Regions from separate parts of the Homo sapiens genome. Here region 2 is linked to region 1. Evidence: read pairs that join two places in POLR2A ChIA-PET (ENCODE). Cell type or tissue: PC-9. All regions are shown on one strand.

The links. ChIA-PET counts read pairs that join two places held together with the same protein. Peaks named below come from ENCODE experiments on the same cell type or tissue, not always from the same donor. Only the 100,000 strongest peaks of a DNase experiment are listed, where the experiment ranks them.
Region 2: POLR2A ChIA-PET joins it to region 1 with 5 read pairs; 2 of 35 experiments call an interaction of 5 or more read pairs at or near these places.

What each region holds. Positions count from the first base shown.
Region 1 is chr12:7,664,702-7,667,201 of GRCh38, forward strand. APOBEC1 (apolipoprotein B mRNA editing enzyme catalytic subunit 1) reads right to left here and starts at 1,207. Exons shown (of 5, transcript NM_001644.5): 1 at 1,156-1,207. The coding sequence starts at 1,171. RefSeq lists an enhancer at 1,912-2,206. In PC-9, no CTCF peak of the experiment used is centred here; a DNase peak (open chromatin) is centred at 1,260.
Region 2 is chr12:8,033,618-8,036,117 of GRCh38, forward strand. It overlaps FOXJ2 (forkhead box J2), which reads left to right. Exons shown (of 11, transcript NM_018416.3): 1 at 1-216. Among named protein-coding and RNA genes, the nearest start is that of FOXJ2, 2.2 kb to the left of the region's middle. In PC-9, no CTCF peak of the experiment used is centred here; DNase peaks (open chromatin) are centred at 1,424 and 2,224; H3K4me3 peaks cover 2,000 bases; H3K27ac peaks cover 2,189 bases.

The DNA of each region.
Region 1 (2,500 bases):
CCCAGGAGTTCAAGACCAGCCTGAGCAATAAAGCAAGACCTCATCTCTACAAAAAAATTAGCAGGGCTGGTGGCCCATGCCTGTTGTCCCAGCTACCCAGGAAGGTGAGGCGGGAGGATCTCTTGAGCCCAGGAGGTCAAGACAGCAGTGAGCAGTGATCACACCACTGTACTCCAGCCTAGGCAACAGGGCGAGTCTTAAAAAAAAAAAAAAAAAAATTTGGTTAGGCATGGTGGCTCATGCCTGTATTCCTAGTACTTTGAGAGACCAAGGGTGGAGAATTGCTTGAGCCCAGGAGTTCCAGACCAGCCTGGGCGAAGTAGTGAACCCACCCGCTAGTCTCTAAAAACAAAATAAGATAAAAATTTTTTTAGGTCTACACTTCTCTTAGAATCCAGCTCAAATCCTAGCTCAGCTGAAATTACTTCCTTCAGCCTGAAGTGTTCTTCCTCTCCCATGCATTTTTCTAACACTGACTGTGCACAAATTTATCAATTAGTTATAGTCAATTCATTTGTCAATTAGCACATTGTTCTCATGCTATCACGTCTGTTGTTACCTTAAACTGTTATTTAAACAGTTGTACTTTTACTTAACTTTTTTTTTATTTTTGTGAGACAGAGTCTTGCTCTGTTGCCCAGGCTGGAGTGCAGTGGCGTGATCTCAGGTCACTGCAACCTCCGCCTCCTGTGTTCAAGTGATCCTCCTGCCTCAGCCTCCCGAGTAGCTGGGACTACAGGCATGCGCCACCATGCCTGGCTAATTTTTGTATTTTTAGTACAGATAGGGTTTCACCATGTTGGCCAGGCTGGTCTCAAACCCTGGGCCTCAAGTGATCCACCCTCCTTGGACTCCCAAAGTGCTGGGATTACAGGTGTGAGCCACAGCGCCTGGCTACTTAATTTTTTATCATGGTGAAACAAACACTGATTTGGTTAAAGTCACTTGGAGATGTAAATATTTACTAATAATAAACCATCTTATTTAAGACTAATATATTAATCAATAATAGGGAAGTTTGAAAACACCCACAGATGCAAGAATCAGCAGGACACACACACACACACACACACACACACACACACACACACACACACACACACACCATTCTTGCATTGTTCAAGAATACTTGCCAAGCCCCCGGATCCATTTTACCTTTCTCAGAAGTCATGGTGCTCTGTCTCTGGACTTCCTCCTCTGGAGTCATAAGTTGTGCTGATTGTTCCTGGACTTTGTTGCTTCAGGTGTGCCCACTGCCACCTGCTTGGGCAGAGGATGACTCATTCCCGCATCTCAGGCAGTTATGGGAATCTGAGCTGTCTGTACAAACAGGGGGCCGACTGAGAGGGACATTATCGTGGGGATTTGCATCTTTAGTGATGAGAAAGCCTATGATGCAAATGACATGAATTTTGTAGGGTGGATCACTGGGTACCAAATTCCAAAGTTCTTCAATGACATCTGAATTTGGTAAACTTTCTCTTTCTTTAAATAAAGATTAAGGCAAGGTGGATCCATCATTCTTTTTTGTTTTGTTTTGTTTTATTTATTTATTTTTCATTATCTCCTACTCTGCATCAAGGATGCATCATTCTTTTTTTTTTTCTTTGAGACGGAGTTTTGCTCTTGTCGCCCAGGCTGGAGTGCAATGGCACAATCTTGGCTCACTGCAACCTCTGCCTCCCAGGTTCAAGCGATTCCCCTGCCTCAGCCTCCCGAGTAGCTGGGATTACAGGCGCCCAACACCACGCCCGGCTAATTTTTTGTATTTTTAGTAGAGACGGGGTTTCACCATGTTGGTCAGGCTGTTTTTGAACTCTTGACCTCAGGTGATCCACCCGCCTCGTCCTCCCAAAGTGCTGGGATTACAGGCATGAGCCACCGTGCCTAGCCTAGGATGCATCATTCTTTAATGGAGAGATGAGAGGAAAAATAAAGTTAAGAGAGACTTAATCTGTAACTATAGCTTGAAAATTTTTATGTTATCTGGTGAGCACACTGTGGCCTTGGCTTTCAGCTGTTATTCACCTATTTCCAACTTCCTCTCATTTTGCTCTCTGTCCTACATCCGTGTTGGAGAGGGGAGGGGAGCTATTAGATACAAAATGAGAAGGACCTTGGCCTCTGAGTCAGCTAATTTGTGTACAGGTCTTTGGTGCTCTCTTCATCCTTGAATCTAAGATTAAGTGTGTGGCCAAGTCCACTTCTGCCCTTTTTTTTTTTTTTTGAGACAGAGTTTCGCTCTTGTCACCCAGGCTGAAGTGCAATGGCGCGATCTCGGCTCACTGCAACCTCTGCCTCCCAGGTTCAAGTGATTCTCCTGCCTCAGCCTCCCAAGTAGCAGGGATTACAGGCACCCACCACCACACCAGGCTAATTTTTATATTTTTAGTAGAGACAGGGTTTCTCCATGTTGGCCAGGCTGGTCTCAAACTCCTGACCTCAGGTGATCCACCCGCCTCAGCTTCCCAAAATGCTAGGATTACAGGCGTGAGCCACC
Region 2 (2,500 bases), 370 kb after region 1:
TAGGACCTCCTTCTCCTCCCCCTCCCCCTCCTCCAACCTTGACTCCTCATCCTCAGGGGACCCAGTTCCCCTCACCAACTTGGGAGGCTCAGCCTCGTCCAGGAAGAGCCACTGAGGATGAGAGCCGTCACCTGCCTCTGAAGAGGGGAATCCCTCCAACCCCAAACTCCAGTACCAGGTGGTTCCCTCCCTTTGCCGGAGGAACCTTGGAGACAGGTTAGTGCTTTCTTTCATCTTCTCTCTGTCATTGTCTGGCACTAGTGGGTGTAGGGGGTTGAGCTGGTGGATCGTGGGTTTCACTGCCGGGGAAGACAGAGTGATGACTCAGAAAATCCAATGGGAAATGTGATCCAAGGGAGCTCCTGGATTTGAACCCACATCTTGCTGCAGAAGCTCTGAGAAATGGGTTTCTTAGTGTTTGGGGACTAAAGGGATGGGATTCATTTTAGGTCCCTTAGGGAAGTGGATGTTTTCATGCTGAGGAAAAGGGTTATCGGAAAACAGCTGCATTTTGAGAACATGCATACTGTGTAGCAGTGATTTACACAACCCAACCAGTGGTAAGATTCCCATACCACCCTTCACCCTTGGGCCTTTTCCCCTGGAGAGTGGGCTGTCATGAAAATCACGGTGGCATCTGGGGTCCTGGCCTTGCCCAGGGCATGCCGAGGTCAGCTTAGTGTTCACCAGAGGTGTTCCCTCCAGCTTACTGCAATTATAGCTCCCTTGACAAGAAAAGCAATCTGTTCCTGCTCATCCTATCTCAGATACCAAGAGGCCTCCTCTCCTGACATTTCCATTCCTAGCTGGATGTATGCCTCTGCCCATAAAATCCAAAGGGAAAATGGGAATCCCACATGTTCTGAGGCGAGAAGAAAGTGTGCAGGGGAATGCCAACTCCCGGGTTAAAGTGCTTCCTTGATGCTGGCCCTGAACCACTGCCCCAGTCCCCTTCTCGACTCCTGTTTTTTGCTCACAATTCTTCAGGAAAAATTAGATCCTGGATACGAAGGGAGGAGGGCTGCTGCTCCGCTTCTGTCCAGACTTCCAGTTAAACAAGTTGACCACTGGAGAGATTTCACTTCTGAGGAGTATATAAAGTTTCCTTCCAGAAAAGTACCTAATAGTCTCATCCTCTCCCTTCCTGTTTCTTGTTCAGTTCTGAGTCCCTCGAACCTTGTGTTAAAGTTTTCCTTCATAAGCTAGGGAATTATCAAAGTCCAGAATCTTCAGAAAAGGCAGGAAAAGGGTACCAGGAAATCCTCCCCTGAAGCCTAGGCTGTTTTTAGGAGAGGTCACTAGCTGGTTGTCTGCTTTCCTGCCTCACCATTAGCAGATACCTTATCTTCTGTCTCACAGCAAGGACAAGTTGTGAAGGAGGCTTCATCTGACTTGGCCTTTCATATTTCCTCCTCTCTCTGGGGCATGGGTGAGGTCTACCTAAATTCCTGAGTACAGTCATTTGTCCTGGAAGCTACTGGTGGTATATGAGATAGGGCACAGGTTTGTGTGGCTGTGCTATAGGACAACATGCATATACTTCTTAATTCATGTGAATGTGGCTCTCTGTTTCAAGTGGGTATGTGTGTGGAGACAGGTACTTATGTGCTTTTCAGACTATACTCCAGTTACCTAGAATTGTATGTTTCTGGTGGGCCTCTAGAAGCAGGTGCCTCTGTACAAGGACATGGATAGGTGGTGGTAAGGATGGCCACCTGAGGGGAAAGGCTTGGCCTCCCCCCAGTCAATGGGAGCCCTCGTGACGGTCTACAGGACAGTCCTTTAAGCAGCAGGGCAACCCAGTCTCAGGCTGGGATCATTTCTTCTAGGACTAATAAGAGAGCTTCATTGCTGATACCTCTGGTCTCAGAAGGATGAGGATCCTTGACTCCTAACTCCAGAACTCCTTCCCCTACCTTTTACAAAAGAGGCCTCGCTGGTTAACAGCAGCCTGTTTCTTATAAAGTACTTCACCAGATGCTGGCGTGCACCTGCCTGAATGGCTCAGGGTGAACTATATCACAACATCTCCAAGTACACCACCGCCACGCAGTTTAACTGGCCCTGCTTGGACTGAGTTCCCTAACCCTGCTTGCTTCTCTGGAATCAGTTAGAAGTAGGTGGCTACTGAGTGGGATTAACTGTGGTTTAGAGAGTGTGCTTTCCCAGACCATGTCTTATGACTACACCTAGTTCCCCCGGGAAGATAAGAGATGATAGTTCCTCATTCCTTCATCCTTAGAGTCTTCCTGATCCTAGCATTAGCCAGTACTGGGTGATATTATCTCTAAAGGAAAAGTTTGAGATTCTGACATCCTGAAAACCATTGCAGATGCAGTGCAGGCTTTGTAATGCAAACCACTGCAGGCTTGCTGCTTCCACTTCTACCTCTATAGTCTGTCAGTTTGCTAATTTTTAATTTCTAGTATTCTCTTTTTTCCCCATTTAAAAACAACAGCTACATTTATTTAGCACTTACTAAGTGCTCTAAAAATATTAA